3 separate regions of the Homo sapiens genome follow, and all the other regions are linked to region 1. Evidence: read pairs that join two places in POLR2A ChIA-PET (ENCODE). Cell type or tissue: MCF 10A. All regions are shown on one strand. Region 1 overlaps PTPN14 (protein tyrosine phosphatase non-receptor type 14). Region 2 overlaps PTPN14 (protein tyrosine phosphatase non-receptor type 14). Region 3 overlaps PTPN14 (protein tyrosine phosphatase non-receptor type 14).

Region 1 (8,000 bases):
TGTGTTTCCTTGGGTTTCCTGCAGTATTCCGTGAAGTAGCAAGGATAATAATGGCGGTGATAGCAAACACATAACCAATGCTTACCATGTGCCAGGAATTTATAGATTATTAACTCATAACCCTCCCAACAACTCTAGGTGGTGGGGACTGTTTTCATCCCCATGTTAGAAATGCAGGGAGCGAGCCAGCTTCGGACCCATGGTTATGCAGTGTGTAAGTGGCTTAGGCATGGAAATGACTGCTTCTGGGTGAGGCTTGCTGGTGGGGCTGGAGAAACTGGTGAATGAGGCGACATTCCCAGGGAAGCTCAGTGCTGGATGCTCAGACCCAGATGGAGAGAGCTGGCAGAGTGGCTTAGCTGCTGCTCACTGTTTGGATAGGAAGTGACACCCTGGACATGGGAGAGAAGTTGAGGGAACTCACTCAGGCATGGGAGGAAGGAAACGGGGGAAAGGAAGGTGTGGAAAGCTTTGCTGAGGGAGGTCACAAGCAACAACTGTCTCTCCAGGAGAGCCCTTCTTTCTTGGCTACTTCTGTCCCTGCAGGGCGCACCTCTCCGGAAAAGAGCGAAGCAAGCTCAAGGTATGTTTATCCTCAGTGAGTTTCTTTTGATTTGATGAGTGAGTCATCTGCCCTGGCTGGAAAACCTTTCCATTTGCTTTTGTGATTGTGTTTTTCAAATTGGTTTTTGAAGAGGTTCTATGCGACATGCTCAGGTTCTCTCATTCCACAACACAGTGGTACAGTAGAATAGGCCATCTAGGTAAGAGGCTCTGGCAGGGTGCTATGGCTGGGATGGGACCCTGATTCTGCCACCATGCCTTCTGGATAGAGCTTCCTTGGGCTGAAATTGGGTCCCAGCCTCAGGGCCCCCTCCACCATGTCTGAGTAATGTCCGCTGTGGGTGAGCAAAGATAAACTGCTGATGGTATGTCATAGTTGTTTTTTGTAGAATGTGGGTGCTTGCTATTGTCATTGTTACTTTTATATCATAAGGTCATAGCTGATAACCCTCTTTCTGCGTCATATCAGCATGGTTCATTGGGTAAGAACATGGGTTCAGATGGAGCTCTGGGTTTGAACTTGATTGTCTTTAGTCACTGAGTGATCGTGGGGGGAAGTTATTTCCTCTCTTTAGCCTCAGTCCTTAGTGTGTAAAATGGGGTGATATAGTAAGAGAAGCCCTGTTGTCGTAGGGGTGTTGAGATTGTGCTCAGCAGAGTGCCCCCATCAATGTGTCTGCTTCACAAATGGCGGTGCTGATTATGGGGAATTTCCCATTCTGATTTTTAGGTGTAATAAGCTCTGACATTCCAGGACATACATCATTGTGGATATAGATACTGACAGCAAAAAGAAGTGGAATTGAAGAGTTGCAGAATGCACATCTCCCAAAGAAGGGTGGGGTGTCTTACAACAAAGCATTCCTGGCGTGACTAGACAAAGCTCATTTGAGAGTAAACCAGAGTCAGGTATTCTTCTGATGGAATTGATTATGCAAGCTGGACCAGGAAGAGTCCTTTATTTTATGCCCAATTGATGGTTCTTTATATTTTAAAGAACTTGTCATTTTACTTACAGAAAGAATTTTTCCTACTGCCTTTTAATAAGGAAGGGAAAAACTATTGCTTTTGGTTTTATCTAGTGAAATCCAAGTTCTGTTTTGGAAGGACAAAGGAGTTAGTTTGGAGGGAAAATTCTGACCCTTTTTAGTGAGCACTGTTATCTGTTTTACCAGGTTACTTTAAAAAGTATCATTTAGTAAATTTTTTTGTTTTACAAGCTCCAGCTTATTATTATGGAAATTTTAGGCACATACAAAGCTGTAGAGAATGGTGAGACCCCTGACATACCTGTCTCCCACCTTCAAGAACTGTCAACTCATAGTGGTGCCTCATCTGCAGCCCTACTCAGTTCCCAAACCCTCGTGATTTTTTAAGCAAATCCCAGACAACATTATTTTATCCATAAGTATTCAAGATGTACTTAGAATGCCTTCAGAGGAAAGTTTCGCTAAGGTCAAAAATGAAAACCTGCATGTTCTAAGTTGCTTCCTGTGGGAAAATCATGTCTCTCTGGAAATCTCAAGACAGTAATCCTTAAAGCAGGGGGTGGAGAAATGATCTTTTTAAACAATAACCAGGGGAGCTTTTTCAGACTAACTTGTCCTCCTAGAAGATTGCCTGCTGAAGCCACCCCCTTATTCCAAGAGTTCACAGAAAGTGTTAGAGATGTACAAGATAGAGAACCACCTCTTTGGGGAAAGTGCTTCCGGGTTATGGAGGCTTTTTAACCACCATGGATGGGACTTACTTAAAAATGTATTTATTTTCTTCCTTCTTAAACAGATTATGCTGGGTACTATTTAATTGTTCCTATTTACTACAGGGAGTTTTGGACACCGATTTGTATGCTGTGGAGTGTGTATGTTAATCATTTACGTGTCACCTCCCTTGTTGCCATTTTTTATCCTATGTCAATGTGCTTGTCTGTAATGACAGCCCCTTGTCTCTTTGAAATCTGTTAAGGGCTGAGAAGTCAGGTCAAGGAACTTGTAAAGAACTGTACTTAAAGTCAGAGTAAATGAACTGAGGGTGTTCTTTTGTTTCCTGAGCAAAGTGTATGATGTTGGAATTAAGGATTTGGTGATACTCAACTGCTCAAAGGATGTTTTGGCTCCATTTCTTGGTTTTTGGCTGTGTTCTACATAGATCAGGTTGCTGTGTAGCCATGTTTCATATAGGTGAGGTATTACTGTAATGAATTATAACACAGTAGGAATCTTTGTTTTCCAATTTCACATACAGCTTTAGAAAGGCTTGAAAGGTCATTTACGTGGTTAGTGCGTAAGAGAGATGGAAAATGTGTTTTAGGACAAGTTTCCATCTCACCACTGACTAAAAGTGAGTTAGGAGGGAAATAATGGAATCTTAAAATGTGCTTTTTACAGTTTTTGTTGTTGATGTTATTTTCATTAGCAACTAAAGTCAGGGGCTTGTGTTTTAAACTTTGCAGAAAAAGCTTTACTTGGCTAAAAATAATTTGATGTATGGATATGATTTGGGTACTGTACAGCTCTAAAACTGATTGATAGAAGAAACTAATAATCTCATTTGCACTGCACAAAACTAATTTCCTTTCTGCCTTCCTTTAAAGGAAAATAAGAGTAGACATTTTTAGTATTCTTTTATTTCCCATCCCCTCCCACCTCATCCCTTCTTTTAGCCTTTCCTTAGGAAAATGACCTAGTACTATCAAAACTGAGCTGTGCCCTATGCAGGTTTATACACAGCACAGACTAGTTGCATCAGTTTTTCCTTTCTTACACCCTCACCAAGATTACATAGCTCTGTGAGATGTCCTTGGGAGTTGTAATAGTATGGAATGCTGGAGAAATTCCAAAGACTGTTGGTAAATATAGGATGCAATTGAATAGCAGTTAGCTTCTTTTGGTGATTTCAGAACTTATCTTTAAGAAAAAAAATAAAGAGTTAAGTATACATAGCATAGCATGGGAACTAAAAAGAAAGTGCGGTGACCATGTTTAGGATTTGGATTTGAACTTCTGTCTTTCATTTGCCTGTGCAGGTAATTCAATAAAAGACTAAACACAGACTGTGCTGGTAATTCAATAAAGAGGAATACGCTGCATTTGGTTGATATTTGTGAAAGATCTCTCCTCTGCTTATCCATCATATTTAAAGATTTACTTGCTCTGCCAAATGACCTTTTCTAAATTGTGAGAAAGCTGTCTTTCTTTGCTTTGTGTTTTTAACTTTGAAATTTTTTTTAATTAAAAATGAGAGAACAAAATACTGGAAATCCACAGTTAATAGGTAAAGATCGAAACTTACACTTTAGAGCTTAGGAAGCTGATTGACTACTCAGAAGTGAATTTTAGAAGTGCCTGAAGGTTTTCTGTATGTTCTCTTGCAATGTAGCCTATTCTATATAAAAGACCTTTAAGATGTGATGTTTACAGAGCAAATATCTCAACGAATTGCTTTCAGCAAGCATGGGCACACTACAACACTTTTTATCATCTCAGTAGTTCCATTGTATTTGTTGCAAGGAACGTGTCTGGATCTGCAATCTCTGTCTGTGAGAATACCCCCAGTATAAGACAGATCAGGGGCTAGAAAAGGAAAACTTGGGTGGTGGGAATGTTCTTTTGGAAACCCAAGTTCAATTTTTTCCCCTGAAAAAGCATGAGTCAGTGGAATAACTTAACTCTCATCCCTTTTCTCTGTAGCTTAACCCTCTCTTAAGAAGCCAGAATTCAGACCCATCTAAGGTTCCAGATTCCTTAAATGATTTGAAGAGTCACTGAGGTCATGCTGGAGACTCCTGCCCTGCCTTAATGTCAAAAAGCTAGTGATCTCAGGATTCATTCTTTCTTCATAATGACTGTGTTAGTCTGTTCTTGCATGGCTATGAAGAAATACCTGAGACTGGGTAACTTACAAGAAAAGGGATTGAATTGGCTCATGCTTCTGCAGGCTGTACAGGAAGCATGGCACCAGCATCTGCTCTGCTTCTGGTGAGGGCCTCAGGGAGCTTTCAATCATGGTGGAAGGTGAAGGAGGGGAGCAGGCATCGCATATGGCAGGAGAGGAGGGGGCAAGAGAGCGAGCGGGGTCAGGGGAGGTGCTAGACTTTACAACAACTAGATCTCGGGAGAACTCAGTATCCTGAGGATAGCACCAAGCCAGAAGGGATCCACCCCTATGACCTGAACACCTCTGATATCGGGGATTACAATTCAACATGTGATTTGGTGAGGACATATATTCAAACCATATCAATGAGAAACATTTATTTCACTTCCTGCCATGTATAAAGCTCCATGTTATGATTATAGAAGGTTACAAAGCTGACGCCCACACAGGTCTTTCCCTTCAGGACTCTGACTGGGGAGGTGAGACACACCTGAGAGTGATTGTAGGATGAGAGACTCTGTGATACACCAGGAGCTGTAGAGACATGGCCTCATGGATTTTATAAGACCAAGGGAATGTCATATCAATTTCCCCTGGGGAAAAAAAGAACAATGGGCAACACTGGATGATATACACATGCTGTTGGCTAGAATAAGAAATCTTCTTCCCACCCAGGATGGGCTCTTCAGAGGACATTTAGTCTAAGATTCTCTCCTTTATGCTTCAGGTGTCTGAGTTTGTGGGATAACCAGGTAGCCGTGGTTGGACTAAGAGAATGCATGATTCAGCATTCTACTCGGTCAGTTTTTCCATGGGATTGTCATAGCTTCATGTTAAACTCTATGCTTTGCCACCTCACCCCCCACCTTCATTTTTAACCTTTTAAAAGACTTTCTCTACAGTAGGTCAAGTACTCAATTTCCTCTTTGCACAACTGCTTGGCCATGCTTTGAGCAAACCTAGCATACTCTGAAACTATGAGAAGAGTAGGAAGGGAACTTGTCCACACTTTCTGAGTGCTCACTAGCACTGTTTTCTCATTTACTTCTCACAAATAGGTAGGGTATGTATTAACTTCATAAGTGAGTAGACTGAGGCTAAAAGAGGATAAGTACTTTGCCATTCATTCTGCCCCTCTCTGGTTAAAGCCAGTACTTGCATGAAAGTTTGTGCATGTTCCTATCCCTAATAGTAAACCTTGGTTCTTAGAACCCCTCAGCTCAACTTCAGTCGAGTGAGTATTTTTCCCTTTCTTTAGTCTTTAGTTTTCGGTTTCCAGTTGCTTTACTGAGACAAAGACCCTAGAAGTTGAAGAGTCCAGGGTTTACTGCACTTTCCCTGTCATTCCCCCTGTACTTTGTATTCCAAATTACTTTCATCACGGAAAGGTGAAAGTCTAAGTCTTTAAAAAAAAAAAAAAGATTTAGGGGGTTCAAGTGTAGTTGTTTTTTTGTTTTGTTTTTTTTTTTTTTGAGATGGAATTTTGCTCTTGTCACCCAGGCTGGAGTGCCGTGGTGTGATCTTGGTTCACTGAAACCTCTGCCTCCCAGGTTCAAGTGATTCTCCTGTGTCAGCCTCCCGAGTAGCTGGGATTACAGGCACCTGCCACCATGCCCGGCTAATTTTTATATATATATATTTTTTTTAGTAGAGATGGGGTTTCGCCATGTTGGCCCGGTTGGGCACTCAAGTGCAGTTTTTTTTTTTTTTTTTGAGATGGAATTTCACTCTTATTGCCCAGGCTGGAGTGCAGTGGCACGATCTCGGCTCACTGCAACCTCTGCTTCCTGAGTTCAAGTGACTCTCCTGCCTCAGCCTCCCGAGTAGCTGGGATTACGGGCATCTGCCACCACACCCGGCTAATTTTTTGTATTTTTAGTAGCGATGGGGTTTTACCATATTGGCCAGGCTGGTCCTGAACTCCTGATCTCAAGTGATCCACTCGCCCCGGCCTCCAAAAGTGTTGGGATTACAGGCCTGAGTCACCGTGCCTGGCCAAGTGCAGTGTTTTTACGTGGCTATATTGCATAATGGTGAAGTCTGGGCTTTTAGTGTAACCATTACCCCAATAGTGTCCCAGGCTACTTTTCTTTATAAGATGCGCCTAGGAAAAAGAGGGTTAGAAGATTGTTTTGAAATTAGAAAAAAATCACAGTATTGAAAAAAATTAGGAGTCAGCATTGTTAGCTTTATGATCTATATTTTACTTAGAAATAGAGTCTTGCTGTATTGCCTAGCTGGAGTGCAGTGGCATGATTATAGCTCACTGCAGTCTCAAATTCCTGGGCTCAAGTGATCCTCCTGCCTCAGCCTCCCAAGTAGCTGAGACTACAGGTGCACAAAACCATGTCCAGCTATTTTTATTTTTTATTTTGTAGGGTCAAAGTCTCGCTATTTTGCCCAGGCTGTTCTTGAATTCGTGGACTCAAGTGACCCTCCCACTTTGGCCTCCCAGATATGTATAGTTTCTTTAATTTCTATAAATGGGTCTCAGCAAGAGTTGCAGCTTTGTAGTATTTATTAGATATGTTCTTAAAGAATAGATCAATAAAACTATATATTAAGTAACTTATTTCTGTTTATTTTTTAAAAATAGACTCGATTTTTGGGAGCACTTTTAGGTTCACAGAAAAATTGAAAGGAAGTCTTAAAGATTTCCCACATACCCCCGCCTTTCCCCATGCGCCCCCACTATCACCATCCCCCTACTAGAGTGGTTCCTTGGTTACAATTATTGAACCTAAATTGACCCATCTCTAGCACCCAAAGTCCATAGTTTCCATTAGGGCTCACTCTGACTTTTTATTTTTAATGGACCTTTCTCTTAAAAAAAAAAATTACAGTAAATATAATGAGGGCTCTATACTTTTATCTCTTTTGAAAAACAGTTTTTATTAGGAAAATCTAAAGTGTCTAAACCTGTGACCTTTCTATGAGCATGTGGCATTTAGTTCCAGATTTTATAATGTATGTGTGATAAAATGAATATGATGGGGCCCCAGAGAGCCACATGGGGAAAGTTGGAAAGGTTCCAGGAGCCAGACTATTTAACAGAAAGGAGATGCTTAGAGTGGATTTCACATCAAGTCCATTTTATAGTGGATATTTTGCTCCCTGCTCTAATGACAAAGCAGAGGTATTCCTATTGGACATAAAATATAGGAGGGAGCTGAGTTTGAGGTGGAACTCTACGCCTGTGTGAATGGCTAAAAGATGGAATTTTAACATATGTGCAATGGCTTTTTTGAGAGCTTAAAAGTAGTGGATAAATTCATAGAATATAAAAATGTTGAAATGAAAGGGACTAAGAGATCTTCTTCTCTAATCCTATTGTTATAGATTAGTGTCAAGCAGATTGTTTACCTGGAATAATTTAGGTGTAGCCTTTCCTAAAGGTAAGAGATGCCTTAAATGAGTGCCTGAAAGTTCTTTCCAGAAGCATGGCTCTGTGGCTGTGCAAATTCTGGGTGAAAATGTCATGAGCTTTTAATGTAGGTAAATGATGTGTGTGTTAGAGGTGAAAAAAATGTGTTTCTAGCTCTGAGGAAGTTTAGTGTCAA
Region 2 (8,000 bases), 50 kb after region 1:
GAGAGAATTTGAATACCTACTTAGTACTTCTCTTCTGGAGAGTGCTCTCCTTTGAATATGGCCTGATGCCCGCAGGGTGTGCCCCGTACAGCCACTGACTGCCCCACACTGGCATCTTCCCTGGGCTTCACGCCCCTGAATTTTTGGTTCCTAAAGAGACATTTAATGCGCTCCTATTCTGGTTTCTAATGAGAGAGTTTTAAGTTCTTAAGTCTAGGATGAAAAGGAGGAGTGTGTTTGTAGCAGCCTTCTTTCATGAAATGAAAGAATTGAAGAATTTCTCTGATTTGGGAATTATAGTTCTCTGCTTGGCAATCCTCCATCCCTCTACCCATGTCCTAAACAAAAGGTTTCCTATATTTATGTGTAGTTACTTGTCACTTTGGCCATCATTTTTTTTTTTCTCTAGGAAGTTACAGTTTCTAACTTAAAGTTTACTATGTGTCAAGAGTTATAAAAGATGGTCTTGTAGAAACTAAGGCAATTAGAAAACTAAAACTCTAAAAGAAGAAAGGATGTTCAAAATGATTTTTAAATTGCATTTAACAAATGAAGTATCTCCTCCTTTAATCCTAGAGCCTCAAGAAGGGTTTGAAAGGAAGAATTGTAGAGAGACATTTCCATGCTTGAAAATATCAAGCATGATTTTGGCAGAAATCACAGCATAGGAAGATACTAGATTCTTGGGCAGTGAGATGTTTGCTGGTTTGGTATTTTATCTCTGGCAGTTGTTGCCACATTTGATGTCTTCAGCTGCTTTGAAGATTCTGCAAAAGAAAATTATTCATTTCTAACATTAAAAATTCATTATGTTGTCAATGGATTCATGTTGTGATCTGTTTATAGCCTTCTGTAGTTTTTTTCTCTTCTTCCTTCCTTTTTTTTTTTTTTTTTTTTTTTTTTGCGATTTATGCTCCAGATTGTAGAAACTATAGACTAACCTACTACACAGGCACAATGTTGTAATAAAAGAGCACTTGACTGTAAAATCAGAAGACTTGGCAAGTCACCTACCCCCTGGGAGCCTCCGTTTCCCCGTGGATAAATGGGATAGTGGCTATCTTGCAGGGTTGTTGCGAATATTAAATGACAGGAAATATTATACATGACAATTCTTGGAAAACAACTGCGCAAATGCAAAGGGCTATCATTGTTAATAACTATTTGAAGGCTCTGATTTCTTAATATCTAGAGAAATTGATAAAAATTCCAATTGTGGAGAATTCAGTTCTTCCAAAGCTTTTGATAGACATGTGGTGTGTTTTTATTATTTTTTTCATAGTACACTAGGAACAACGTAAAGTTTCTTTCAGCCAGTATGTAATTGACTGTCTTTTAAATATGTGGCCATAATAATATCCTGCTTTAATGTGAATGCATAGTAAGGCGGTCTGTTGGGGGAAATACAGACATGAACAAGGCAGTCTTATAAAACAGCAAAGGAGGCAAAATAGATGCACATAATTAAGTTGTTTGATCAGTACCATGTTAGAGTTACAAAATCAATGGGAACACAGAGGGCGGAATGAGTTATTCCAATTTGTTGACTGGGGAAAGGCTTTATATTATGTAATACCTAGAGTGTAGGTGATTTTGTTTTTTTCTTTCTGCTGAGTCCAGTGTTGTTTTATGCCACCTATTTGGGTGGCTAACTTCCAGAAAAGCATTCTTTTTTACCCACTGGGTGTCTCTGAGTCAGTAAATGATCATAATGCTTTTTGTGCAACTACCAAGTCTAGGATCATCTACTGAGTCTGTGAATTGTAGAATAGAGAGAGGTGGTTCCCGCCTTCAAGGTACTTCTGGGCTAGTAGGGTGCTAAATAGAGATTGATGGGCTGGATGGACCTGGTGGCCCATGGCTGTAATCCCAGCGCTTTGGGAGGCCGAGGCAGGTGGATCACTTGAGGCCAGGAATTCGAGACCAGCCTGGCCAACGTGGCATAACCTCTGCCTCTACTAAAAAAAAAACAGAGATGGATAGGCATGTTATCATTACAAATGCATAAAATCTTTAATATTAAATTGCTGTGATTGGGGAGAGGCTGAACATGGATCATAGTGGCCACATGGAATGTAGGGTGGGCGGGCCGGGCACGGTGTCTCACACCTGCAATCCCAGCACTTTGGAAGGCCAAGGCATGGAGATCGTCTGAGGTCAGGAGTTCAAGACCAGCCTTGCCAACATGGCAAAACTGCATCTGTACTAAAAATACCAAAAATAAAAAATAATAAAACAAAGTTAGCCAGGTGTGGTGGCACACACCTTTAGTCCCAGCTACTCGGGAGGCTGAGGCAGGAGAATCACTTGAACCCGGGAGATGGAGGTTGCAATGAGCCAAGATTGCATCACTGCACTCCAGCCTGGGCAACAGAGCAAGACTCTGTCTAAAAAAAAAAAAAAGAAAGAAAGTGGGGTGTCCCACTCAATTGTCTCACCACAGGTCCATGCTATGGAAATTAAAGTCATCCAGCAGGATCTCCGAATTATCTCTCATATTGCTGACTTCTGAGCAGATAGCCCCTATTTTGCTATTTCTGATAAACATTCCATCCAGCTTTTGTGTTTGTTTGTTATGTCTGTGTTTTCAAACGTTCTTTTAATATGGGTTACTTGTGTGGTACTCTGATTTTTTTTTTTTTTAATAGAGTCTCACTCTGTTGCCCAGGCTGGAGTGCAGTGGTGCAATCTCGGCTCACTGCAACCTCCACCTCCCAAGTTCAGGCAATTCTCTGCCTCAGCCTCCTGAGTAGCTGGGATTACAGGCGCCCGCCACCACACCCAGCTACTTTTTGTATTTTTCATAGAGATGGGGTTTCACCATCTTGGCCAGGCTGGTCTTGAACTCCTGACCTTGTGATCCACTTGCCTCAGGCTCCCAAAGTGCTGGGATTACAGGCATGAGCCACCGTGCCCGGCCAGTACTCTGATTTTTTGTTGTTACTGTTTTGTTTTGAAACTGAGTCTCACTCTGTCACCCAGGCTGGAGTGCAGTGGCGCGAACTCTGCTTACTACAACCTCCGCCTCCCAGGTTCAAGCGATTTTTCTGCCTTAGCCTCCCTAGTAGCTGGAATTACAGGCGTGAGCCACCATGCCTGGCTAATTTTTGTATTTTTAGTAGAGACGTGGTTTCACCATGTTGGCCAAGCTGGTCTTGAACTCCTGACCTCAAATGATCCACCCACCTCGGTCTCCCAAAGTGCTGGGTTTACAGGCATGAGCCACAACGCCCTGCAGGTACTCAGATATTTTTAAGCTGTGAATATGAGAAAATGCGCCTTCAGTGATTAAGAGAGCATGGGGTGAGTAGGGGCACCTGCAGTGATGAAGCACGAAAGCCTAGAAGCCAGCAATTAGAAATTTTCAAAATTTAGACTGGCCAGTAAACAAAGCATCAACCAAAGTTTAAAGTTAGGCTTGGCTGGCTCTTAGGGACAAAACTTGGAAAGTGGGCTCATGGTTACAGTGACAGAGATGCTGGAGTAAGGAATGTAGATGGCACTCCCATCCATACAGAGTCTGTGGTCACCGGAAGTGTGCCTAGCCATATGACTTAACATGGGCTGGGAATTTCTTTTTCTTATCTTTCTTTTTTGGGGGGTGTTGCGGGGAGACAGTCTCATTCTGTTGCTCAGCTTGGAATGCAGTGGTCCAATCACAACTCACCGCAGCCTCCAAACTCCTGGGCTCAATTGGTTCTCCCACCTCCACCTCCTGAGTAGCTGGGACAATAGGTGCATGCCATCACGTCCAGCTAGTTTGGCTGACTTTCCTTCCCCTCCCTCCCCCCTTTCCCTCTTCCCTTTCCTTTTTTGTTTCTTTTGGGTTTTGCCATGTTGCCCAGGCTGGTCTGGGCTGAAGCGATCTCCTCACCTCAGCCCCTCAAAGTGCTGAGATGACAGACATGAGCCTCTGCTTTTGGCAGGAAATTCTATTCTTTCCATTTTTGTCATAGTCTCGAGGGATATAGAATTAAGTATTTACTTCCATTGCCTCATTCGTTCATCAGACATTTATTAAGCACATAGTTTTCCTACTCATTTCTGGGACATTACTTCATCGACAGAGAGTTGACATCTTTTAGCAGTTGCTTACCTGTGAAAAGGTAGGGACTACCTTTAATTAGGGATTCTAGGGAAGAACTTGTGCCCATTCACAGAGATGATCTTCTTGCCTTTCATTTGTTGATTTTTATGTATTTTATCCTTCAGACCAGGCATATCAGTAATAACAGCACTGTATTTCCGCCTGGTAGCTCACCAAAGCTTCAAGGATGTTATGCAGAATCCTTAGCCGGGAACGTGGCCGTTTACCAGGAAGACAGATCTTTGGGCAATTGACTCACCCGGCTTCCAGATATAATTTGAGTTCCCTTTTCCCACAGTGAGTTGTAGGTAATATTATGAACACACGATTTTCAGGGCAGGCAGATATGTATTTTGAGCTGATGAGTCAAGACATATTTATTGCTAGTGTAAGAGGGATGAGGCTCCGTAGTTGACAGCTGCAATTTAGAGGAGTAGTTTTGGTTGGCCGGTTAGCATGGAGCATTGGTGTTCCCTGATCTGTGCTCCTTTTGCCCACCTGGTTTAATGCTGTTGGTCCCTGACTGTGATTCATCCTTGAGTTCTTTCTTTGCTGCATGGTGGCTCAGAGATCAGTTTAAGTCATTTAAAAATAAATAAACATTTCACACTGAATGAGTAGTTTTGCTCTTTGCATAAAGACAAGTTTCCCAAGACTTCCTGCTTGATGTGTGATGAGTTCCATTTCTAGAATTTTTAGGCGCTCTTTCATATTATAGAAATAACATCTAATAGCTTTGCTAGGAGGTGATTAATCTTCCTCCCTTTCTCCCTCCTTTCTTCTGTCTTTGTCTCTCTGTCAGTATTTCATCTACTCAGAAATGTTTATTGAGCTTCTACTTAGTGCCAGGTACTGATCACGACAGAGTTGGGGAGGCGCTGGTGCCAGTGCAGGAGAGGCCTGGGGGAAGTATAGTGGCGGATGTGAAAGGGTTCACTAACTTGTTGAGAGGGTTTGGGAAGCTTTTGGAGAGGAGATACATTTCCTCTGAGCCTTGGAGCATGGACAGATGATTGGGCAAATGGAGGATAGGCAAGGGTGGTTAGACCAAGGAAATGGCGAGGAGGCAGGAAAGAACATGGCAACTATTGGGGAGCACCGCACACTTACGACAGCTCAGGTATGGGGTGTGTGGTGAGATATGAAGTTGGAAAAAAAAATAGTTTTGACTGGATCGTGAAGAGCCTGGTGTATTGTGTCAAGAGTTTGGATTTTTTCCTGATTAGGATCATTGGGTGTTTTGTTCTGATTTTTTTGAGCTAAAATCCACATAATGTAAATTCACCATTAAATTTTTTTTTTCTCCTCACCCTTTCTTATGGTGCTGAGTAAATCCATCATTTTAACCACTTTAAAGTATACAATTCAGTGACTTTTAGTGTTTTAACAAAGTTGTGCAGCCACTGTCACTGTCTAATTTCAAAATGTTAGCAGGCATTCCTCAGCCTCTTCTTCCCTCAACCTCTGGCAACCATTCGTCTATTTTCTGTCTCTATGAATTTGCCTATTCTGGACATTTCTTATGAATGGAATCACACAGATGTGACTCTTTGTGTCTGGCATCTTTTACTTAGCATAATGCCTCAGAGTTCATCCATGTTACAGCATGTATCAATATATCATTCTTTTTATGGCTGAATAATATTCCATTGTTTGAAGAGACCGCATTTTGTTTATCCATCCATCAGGTGTTAGACTTTTGGGTTGTTTCCTCTTTTTGGCTGTTGTGAATAACATTGCCATTCATGTATCAGTTTTGGTGTGAACATGTGTTCTCAGTTTGTGTGGCTATATACTGAGGAGCATAATTGCTGAATCATGTGATAATTGTATGTTTAACTTCTGAAGGAACTGAAAAACTTTCCCAAGTCATTGGAGATTTTTAAGACAGATCAAAACAGACTCATTTCATTTTAACATCAAACACTTTAGCACAGTATTTTCTTTCGATGCTAACTATTTCTACTTCTGTTGGCATGTTTTCCTAATTCAGGGCATCACAGCCCTCAGCAGGGAACCATGTCGGGCCCTTTTAAATGCTATGGATTGATTGCTATAAAGAAATCTGTACCCAATAGCATAGGATAGGACAGAAAGAAGTGGTGTCAGGACATTCTCTCTCCCTGTATGGTGTATTTCAGAAATGAGTTTTTCTTTTCTAAACAGAACCCCTGATTAGATGATAGGCTACTATTAGGGAATTTATTATACTTATAAACAGTACTTGGATTCCCTGTAATTTGTTATAATTAATGCAAGAGTTCAAGAGCAGAAAGCAAGGATCAGGTCGTGGCATGTCTTTCTCTTTTGCAACACCTTGCTATCATTGGCTTTTTTTCACTAGTTAAGGCCTGTGTGTGTCTTTGTATGCATTTAAACAAATATTATCCTTTTTAGGAAATAATTGCAATCCTTTGGCTCATTGAAACTGAAGGAATCTTATTAAGAAGTTGGGTGTCTCTGGCAAAATAGGGTATTTATTGATCAATGAATGTTGAAAACTTCTAGACTTGAACGTTTGCCAAGAAAATCTTGTCTGTGTTTGGGTATATGCACATGCTTTTCTTCTCATGCATGTACATGTATTAGCTTATAGTATGAAAAAGCCTAGAAGAAAAACTTTCCCTTTTAAGGGTATCTTTGCTAGAGTTTTAGTTGTAGCTTTTCCTTTTGTTTGTTTGTGTTTTCCCCCTCCCTATGGGGTTATTTCAGTTTTGCATAGTTGCAGGAGTATTCGCTTTGTAGTTTGTTAGACAGTGCAGACTTTTAATTGACTGTCAACTTGAACAGTCATTAAATGTAAAAGCTTTTAGATAGTGCATGGGTCAGGTACCAAACGCATTATTAGACTTTAATAGTCATAAACTGAAATTCTTCTCAAGAGTTTTGAGGATAGAGGGATGGAGGGAGGGAGGCATTCAGGTTTATCTGGTTGCATGCCTGCATACATAGTATTTATCTGGTCCTGGCAGACAGAGAACAGCATGGGCCACCCTGTCCTTTATCTGGATTTACAGCTGTGAACACCCGCTGGAATGGATGGAATGTGTTGGTTCCTTCCTATGGGTATCTCTGTCAATCTAAGATTTTAAATTATTCCCCTTTGCTCTCCTGTACCCCAGGACTCTAGGACTACTTGTCTCTTTTCCCTCTTTTTTTTGTCTTTTATAGTAGAGAAACGTTTCCATTTGCAGAATATAACATCAGCCAGAAACCAATGCTGTCTGGCACTTTGGTACATGCTGCACTTGGGAGAACTGGGTTCCAGTACATTCTAGCAAGATTCCTCTGATATTGCTAGTTATGAAGAAAGTTTTCTAGTGAGGAAAGCACATTTTAAGTCTTACCCTGCTCTTCATAACAGTGACAGGACAATTTGTCTTTCCGGGTCCTGGTCTGGTCCTCCACTCCAGTAGTTTTATGGAAAGGCTTCAAAAAGTGAGGAATTTAAGGATGGCCCCTCTCTCCAAATTGTCACATCCCTACTGACCGTGCCTATGGGGAGAGATAAGTTGGTTTAACTAAATTTGAACTCTAGAGGAGGGAAGAGCAGACCAGGAGCCGTGTGTGATGATAATGATTCTGCAGGTTGGTAGTTACAGCTTACAGAGTGCTTTCACTAACCTGTTTTTCAAATTAGGAAAGAAAGTTTTCTTTCTTACTCAGACCTCCTTGAGAGTAGGGGGAGAAGGAGTAATGAATAGTTGATATGTGCTATTAAATTTGGATAACATTTTTTATGATCGATAATATAGAAGCTGCTCAGTGCAAACAAGTAAACGCCTGTGTGTGATACTGACGATGAATTGCATTTTACTTTTTAAAAATCTGCATTTAGAAATATATACACATAAGGGCCCAGTTTGTACCTGCTGTTGGACATAGCCACTCCTTCCAGATGGGAGCCTACAAT
Region 3 (8,000 bases), 92 kb after region 1:
CTACATCATTTGTTTTGTGTCTTTAGAATGCCCTGCAGTCCCCTGGGTGAAGGGGCTTTTTCCATTGCCGTCAGGAAGAGCAGCTCTGAGCACTTAGTAATTGAAATCTATTGCCCTATTAAAGTTCTTGACTGTCTTGTCTAAATATTCAGTCCTATTGCCGAGCCCTGCACAAGAGGACAGGCCTCCCCAACTGGAGGGCTGTTGTTGGTGCCTGATTTCAAAGCTTATGGCAAAATTGAGAACTTCCTCAAGCGACACTTACTCCAAATGTGTGCATGCCTTCTTCCATTAGGTTCCCTTTTTCTTTTCAGTATGTCTTAAGGTGTTCTTTCTGTATGTTGGCATTTCATCCAAGATAGTATCTGTTATTCTATAGAACATGTGGGTGGAGACCATGGGATTTCACTTTTTATGATTTGTTTAAATTAAAAGTCACCTCATGAGTATGAGGATGTACTTTGTTGTGGCAGGATGGCTTGGAGGTTCACGTGCCTTTGTTTGACTTCTTGTAGACAGCATTTTTCATGGGAATGAAGAAGCCTTGTATTGCAACTCTCACAACAGCCTGGACTTAAATTATTTAAATGGCACTGTCACCAATGGCAGCGTGTGTAGCGTTCACAGCGTCAACTCCCTCAACTGCTCGCAAAGTTTCATCCAGGCCTCCCCTGTATCCTCCAACCTCAGTATCCCTGGGAGTGACATCATGCGGGCCGACTACATCCCGAGCCACCGGCACAGCGCGATCATCGTGCCCTCGTACAGGCCAACCCCCGATTATGAGACAGTCATGCGCCAGATGAAGAGGGGGATCCTGCATACAGACAGCCAGAGCCAGTCTCTGAGAAACCTCAACATTATCAACACCCATGCCTACAACCAGCCAGAGGATCTGGTGTACAGCCAACCGGAGATGCGGGAGAGGCACCCCTACACTGTCCCTTATGGGCCACAGGGGGTCTACAGCAACAAACTTGTCAGTCCATCTGACCAGAGGAACCCAAAGAATAATGTGGTACCAAGCAAGCCGGGGGCAAGCGCCATCTCGCACACGGTGAGCACCCCAGAGCTGGCCAACATGCAGCTGCAGGGCAGCCATAACTACAGCACGGCCCACATGCTTAAGAACTATCTCTTCAGGCCACCGCCCCCCTACCCACGGCCACGACCTGCCACCAGCACCCCAGACCTGGCCAGCCACCGCCACAAGTACGTCAGCGGCAGCAGCCCGGACCTGGTGACCCGGAAGGTGCAGCTCTCGGTGAAGACCTTCCAAGAGGACAGCTCTCCGGTGGTTCATCAGTCTCTCCAGGAGGTGAGCGAGCCCCTCACGGCCACCAAGCACCACGGCACTGTGAACAAGCGCCACAGCCTGGAGGTGATGAACAGCATGGTGCGGGGCATGGAGGCCATGACGCTCAAGTCGCTCCACCTCCCCATGGCTCGCCGCAACACGCTCCGGGAGCAGGGACCGCCCGAGGAGGGGTCAGGCAGCCACGAGGTCCCCCAGCTCCCTCAGTATCACCACAAGAAGACCTTCTCTGATGCCACTATGCTAATCCACAGCAGCGAGAGTGAGGAGGAGGAGGAGGAGGCTCCAGAATCGGTGCCCCAGATCCCCATGCTCCGGGAGAAGATGGAGTACAGTGCCCAGCTGCAGGCGGCCCTGGCCCGCATCCCCAACAAGCCCCCGCCTGAGTACCCCGGTCCAAGGAAGAGTGTGAGCAATGGGGCTCTGAGGCAGGACCAAGCCAGCCTTCCTCCCGCCATGGCCAGAGCCAGGGTGCTGAGGCATGGGCCAGCCAAGGCCATCAGCATGTCTCGGACTGACCCGCCGGCTGTCAACGGGGCCTCTCTCGGCCCATCCATCTCGGAACCCGACCTGACTAGTGTGAAGGAGCGGGTCAAAAAAGAGCCTGTGAAGGAGAGACCTGTGTCTGAAATGTTTTCCCTGGAAGACAGCATTATAGAGAGAGAGATGATGATCAGGGTGAGTGTCCTCCTCTCCCAGGGCATTTTCCAGTGTGAAAGCACATGCTTCAGGCACTGAGCAAGGGGCAGGGCTTATGCAGGGAACGTGGTAGGTTTTTAAGGAATCATTGAGCATTTAAAAGGTAGTACTTTATTACACAAAATGTTGAGTTTTTGCCCTTTCAGATAAATCTTCCATTCTCATTTGTGGCTTCTAACAGGTGTACTTGGTACGTTATTGAGGCCAGTGCCTCAGCCAGCATTTTGCTGTTTATTCAAAGCTCAGACTTCCAATTGGGTAAGCTGGTATTGGGGAAGTTCACCTTGCTGTGTCTTTTAGTGTTTTGTTTTCTTGAAGGAAAGCTGTCCCCCACATCCAGTTAGGTATTAAAGAGCAACATCCCTATACCGCCTTCTGTATAGATCCGTAAGTCAAGACTCACCAGTATTGTCTGGACTGTGATATGTCTAGCTTTGTATTCAGATTTTCTTTCAATAGATGTTTCACACAGATTCAAGAAAATTATAGTAATTGGATATATAACTTAGTAATTGGATAAATAATTCTCCATTGAACTTATTCTGTCAAAAATTCACACACATACGTGAATACACACATACATATATACATACATATTACCACTTGAAGATCCATCCTAGTACTAGACATGAATAGCTCTTCTTCATAATATGTACAGAGCCAGGTATGGTGGGGGACACCTGTAGTCCCAGCTACTTGGGAGGCTGAGGTAGGAAGAGCACTAGAAGCCAGGAGTATGAAGCCAGCCTGGGCAGTATAATGAGATCTTATCTCTAAAATAAAATAATAATAAAAAAAGAACCAGCCAGACATGATGGCAGGAGCCTGTAGTCCTAGCTAATCAGGAGGCTGAGGTGGGAGGATCGCTTGAGCCCAGGAATTCAAGGCTTTAGTGACCTATGATTTTGCCACTGCACTCCAGCCTGGATGACAGGACTAAACCTCATCGCTTTAAAAAAATATATTGTACAATTTGGGGAGACAGTTAAGTTGTCAGAACAGGACTATGCAGGCACATATAGAACAACGAAGTGAATCTGCTCTTACTAATGAGAAAATGTTTGGATTATAGCTACTTTAAAAAATCTCGACTGGGCACTGTGGCTCACGCCTGTAATCCCAGCACTTTGGGAGGCCGAGGTGGGCAGATCACAAGGTCAGGAGTTCAAGACCAGCCTGACCAACATGGTGAAACCCCATCAGTACTAAAAATACAAAAATTAGCCGTGTGTGGTGGCGTGCACCTGTAATCCCAGTTACTCAGGAGGGAGGCAGGAGAATCACTTGAACCCACAAGGCGGAGGTTGCTGTGAGCCGAGATGGCACCACTGCACTCCAGCCTGGATGACAGAGCAAGACCCCGTCTCAGAAAAACAAAAAAAAATCTCCATTGCTGCTTGCCATGAACATTTTCACTCCTTTAAAAAAAACCTATTAACTAGAACTAATCAAAGCCAGATTGACTTCTCTTCATTCACCATGGCTGCACCATAAGGTAGCCAAGCCTAATTTTAGGAACTCCGAAACAGTTGTAACTTAAAATTTGCTTTGATGGATTCCATTAGGCCACCTTCATTTCCAGGTCTTCCTAACCCATCACTGGGATTCAACCTGAAAAGAACAATCAAGGCCCAAAGTTTTAAGGAAGCCAAGTTCCTGGGGTCAGAAATTGAATCTGTAGCAACCTTGTTACTTTTGGAAAACCTTAAGAACATTCTCAACCTCACAGTTCTGGCCAGCCCCACTAGAGTAGTGCTAAGAGATTTTTATACAGATATGACTTTTTGCAAACCTAGAAGGAAATTGTGCAAGGTGTACCTTTGCCTCTAGCAAAGAAAACCTTTGGCTTGGAATGGAAGAAATGGGTAGGTGCTGTTGGGAGAGAGCTTTCCCAGCATGGAATAAAGCAATTTATTGGTAGAAAATGATTTTTCAATACTTCTTCCAGACCACTTAAAAGCAACATTAGCATCAAGAACCTATCAGTCTAAGCATTTAATTTAGCTATTTCCCCTGCCAACTTGATACTTAATGATGTCCACATGGTCCCATAACCTCATTTTGGTTGTATTCATCCTCTTCTCTTGTTACTCGTATTAAACAAATAGCCTGTAGCCAAAATCTTGGCATGGGTCTCCTCCTTAGAGCTCCTTGCATTATCACAAAGGAACAAGGAGATTTTCACTATTGTTTTTTCTCCAGATGCTTTTCCATTCCATTCATGTGGGTAATAATGACTAGCAAATTTTAGCCATTAACCTTTAGTTCAAGAAAATAATTACCCCATTTCTACTTCATTTTCCCTGTTGATTTTTTTTTCCCCCAAATCTGCTACACTCAGGAGCTCAAGGACACCGGCAGACCTTAGAGTTGGATTAGGAGCTGCTTCAGTGAGCCAGGAGGCCAGGCAAGGTGGTGACAATGCCAGTGGCTTTGAGCCCAAGATGAGTCTCCATCTGTTTTGTTTTTAATGCAAAAACTCACCCCATAGCCTAAGCAACATCCCCACAGGTCAGATACTTCTCTGCTCTCCTCACTATGGGCAGCTTTTGCCAGCTTGATGGGAATTCATGAGAGGTGATGGCCATTCTAAGGGCCCTCTTGATCAGAACACAATGAGAAACTTTTAGCAAAAGAAAACTCAGGGGCTGGCGGGGTGTGCAGGTATGGTGAGAATTTGCCCTCTGGGCAGCTCTCCTGGAGCTGCTTGTCTGTTTGATGGATGGTTCCGCCGCTTTTATAGCTTCTCATTCTGGCTCCTACTGCTTCCTTGAAGATACTTCCCTGCTTGTAGTCCCCTAGCCAGAAGTTGATGCACTGAGAAGAAAAGGCCCTCTGATCACAGATCAGAGCTTGTGAATTATTATTATTTTTTTTATCTCTGGTAACAAGCTGATAGGGTGAGTGAGAAGGATCAAAGAGACATACTTTGATTTATCACTGAGTAATAATCCTTTCCCGAGAAAGACAAGTTAATTACTTTTTGTCTTAGACCCAGTTAGGGTCACCTTACAGTGCAGGTGGAAAGAAAGCAGGACTGCTGAGAGGAGCTCAGGACCCATTTTTCAGGACTATTGCCTTCTCAAAACTTTGGAGAGCAGTGAAAATAGATTCCCAAGTGAAAGAGGTGGCAGAAATAAAAAAAAAGAAAGAAAAACTCTTTCTCCCCAAAACTAGCAGCAAGCAAACAAAGACCTAAAAATTTTAATCCAGAATCTTCCCCCAGGGGGTTCCCGAGAATTGAGAGACCAGGGTCATTTGTAAGAATATTATATCTTTTGGTGGTAAGTCCTTGGGTACTGTAAACCCAGAAAATCTGAGACAGGTCTCAGTTAATGTAGAAAGTTTATTCTGCCAAGGTTGAGGGTACACACCTGTCACACAGCCTCAGGAGGTCCTGATGACATGTGCCCAAGGTGGTCGGGGCATGGCTTGGTTTTATACATTTTAGGGAGACATGAGACATCAGTCAATATTGTTTCTGTCTGGAAAGGCAGGACAACTTGAAGCAAAGGCAGGAAGACTTGAAGTAGGGAGGGGGCTTCCACGTCACAGGTAGGTGAGAGGCAAATGGTTGCATTCTTTTGTTTCTGATTAGCCTCTCCAAAGGAGGCAATCAGATATGCATTTATCTCAGTGAGCAGAGGGGTGACTTTGAATAGAATGGGAGGCAGGTTTGCCCAAGCAGTGCCCAGCTTGACTTTTCCTTTTAGCTTAGTGATTTGGGGCCCAAGATATTTTCCTTTCACAGTGCTTTTCTCACTTTCTCCCAGTAACCTCCTCTGAGATACTCCTTTGGTTTGTCTGATGAGTCGGCTGCCACCAGGATAGGCATCCTGTTGTCAGTGTCACTCACACAGGCTTCATTCTGATTGTAGGTGACATTGTGGAGACACATGGAAGGGCGTCATGCAGTCCTCCCACCCGCAATTAGAATAATTCATAACCCTGTGGGATGGCTCCGTCAAGACCTCTTCCTGGGGAGTGAATTTATACATCATAGAATAAGGAAAAAAGTCTCTCAAGGCTTGAAAAGAAACCAAGGATTCAATGGCTCTTCATCTGTGTCAGTCAAATGAATCTGCAAATTGGTTGCCCTTCATTGTGAATCAAAATCCTAAACCCTGCAAAACTCATCTGCTTCTATGAGGAATGCCTGTGTTCTTCCCTTAACTTCAAAGACACACTTAATTTTAGGAAAGGCCCTTCGTGGCTTGCTTGAAGTGAGCATAAAGAGAGCTTTTTCATACTCGGTTAGTTTCAAGGACCTGAGGAAGCACAGCAGGAGGCTAAAAACCAGCCCTGCCCAATCCAATTTCAATTTAGAGGTGAGGGCAGAGAGGATGGAAATCAAAAAGCCACAAACCAGGACCAGGTGTAAACATCAAAACCTTTCCCTAAGTGGTCTGCTCAGTTCCGGAGTCCATGTTCCCCCATAGCTCAGTGGCATGCAGTGATGTCCCACCATTTGTGTTGGGAGGCACCGTCTCTGTTACTGTGGGCCCTCTGGGTGAAGCCTGGAGGGTGATGCCTGCGGATCATCTTAGGTGACCCCAGCCAGGCTTTGCTGTTAGTGAGTTTGCTAAACCACATCAGCTCTCAATTCTGGGGATGACACACCCTTAGGTATTCCAAGGATCAGAGATTAATTATAGAATTAACGTCCTCAGCATTAGCCCCTCAGGACGGAAACTTAGGAAGATTTTCCTCTACAGTTTATGTGTGTGGATCTCTCAATCAACAACAAACTGTTTTACAAGTTTTGCTCCGTTCCGTCTGTGCAGAAGGTCCGTCACTGTGATTGGATTAGATGGTTCATATAACCCTGTTTCTCTTTTCCTTGTCCTGTCATCTTTACCTTTCTAAAGTGTATCGCATGTACCCTATTTTGTTTTTGTTTTGTTTTGTTTTGCCCTATGGCAGGGTGTATTTGTAGGGAGTCTTTTTTCTTATTTATTGGTCTATCTAGCTAAGGAGTTAATTAAGAATAAAAGCTCAGGAGTCCTGTAGGAACTGGCTTCCAGGGGCCCAGTGGGAATAGTGGGAAGGCTGTGTTTGAATTTGCCCTACTGATGGTGATTGTCTGCATTCCTTGGCTGGGGAGTTACAGATTTGAGGAGATTAAAACACATTCCAACATTCTACTAGTATTATAAACAATGAGCACATGCCTTTTCTTGCCGCAAGAATCTAGAGAAGCAGAAGATGGCAGGCCTGGAGGCACAGAAGAGGCCGCTGATGTTGGCAGCATTGAATGGGCTCTCGGTGGCTCGAGTCTCAGGGCGGGAAGAGAATCGAGTTGATGCCACCCGGGTTCCCATGGACGAGAGGGTAAGTGGCAGGCTTGTCAATGTGACTCATTCTCTGTAGTCTTAGGATCCCAAAACACCCTCCTTGCCCGAATATGCCAGCATTGAGATTTGTGTGATGCATTCTTTCTTCAATCTGAGATTAGGAAGATCAGGTATAACTGTGTTGCATTAAATCAGTCCCTTTCAGCATCTCATGTTTCTCCATTCCGGTCTTCCTGCTTTGTCCGGTTGGCAGATCATTGGTTGACTAAAACCATCAGCCCCTAACATGCTGTATGACTTGGTCAAGTCACTCAATTTCTTTGGGCCCACTTCCTGTTTTGTAAAATGCACAAGTTAAACACTTGCAGTAGCTCTGAATTTCTGTGATTTTTGTGAGCAATTGCCACTTCTTAGGAAGTGATTATTTTATCCAAGCATTTATTTTTATTTTTAATTTTTTTAAACTTTTATTTTAGTTTTGGGGGCACATGTGAAGGTTTATTACATAGGTAAACACATGTCACAGGGGTTTGTTGTACGTATTATTTCATCACCCAGGTATTAAGCCCAGTACCCCATGGTTATCCTCTCTGCTCCTCTCCCTCCTTCCACCCTCCACCCTCAGGTAGGCCCCAGTGTCTGTTGTTTCCTTCTTTGTGTTCATAAATTCTTATCATTTAGCTCCCACTTAT

Evidence for each region. Peaks named below come from ENCODE experiments on the same cell type or tissue, not always from the same donor. Only the 100,000 strongest peaks of a DNase experiment are listed, where the experiment ranks them.
Region 2: POLR2A ChIA-PET joins it to region 1 with 19 read pairs; 7 of 35 experiments call an interaction of 5 or more read pairs at or near these places.
Region 3: POLR2A ChIA-PET joins it to region 1 with 10 read pairs; 4 of 35 experiments call an interaction of 5 or more read pairs at or near these places.

The regions. Positions count from the first base shown.
Region 1 is chr1:214,468,938-214,476,937 of GRCh38, reverse strand. The region is part of intron 1 of PTPN14 (protein tyrosine phosphatase non-receptor type 14); the gene reads left to right. Among named protein-coding and RNA genes, the nearest start is that of PTPN14, 79 kb to the left of the region's middle. In MCF 10A, no CTCF peak of the experiment used is centred here; DNase peaks (open chromatin) are centred at 567, 3,347 and 4,427.
Region 2 is chr1:214,418,936-214,426,935 of GRCh38, reverse strand. The region is part of intron 3 of PTPN14 (protein tyrosine phosphatase non-receptor type 14); the gene reads left to right. LOC124904508 (a long non-coding RNA gene) reads right to left here. Exons shown (of 3, transcript XR_007066875.1): 2 at 7,957-8,000; 3 at 6,964-7,582. Among named protein-coding and RNA genes, the nearest start is that of PTPN14, 130 kb to the left of the region's middle. RefSeq lists an enhancer at 6,823-7,385. In MCF 10A, no CTCF peak of the experiment used is centred here; DNase peaks (open chromatin) are centred at 1,655, 4,465 and 6,405.
Region 3 is chr1:214,377,304-214,385,303 of GRCh38, reverse strand. It overlaps PTPN14 (protein tyrosine phosphatase non-receptor type 14), which reads left to right. Exons shown (of 19, transcript NM_005401.5): 13 at 516-1,993; 14 at 7,202-7,345. Among named protein-coding and RNA genes, the nearest start is that of SMYD2, 100 kb to the right of the region's middle. RefSeq lists enhancers at 3,971-4,470, 4,471-4,972. In MCF 10A, no CTCF peak of the experiment used is centred here; no DNase peak of the experiment used is centred here.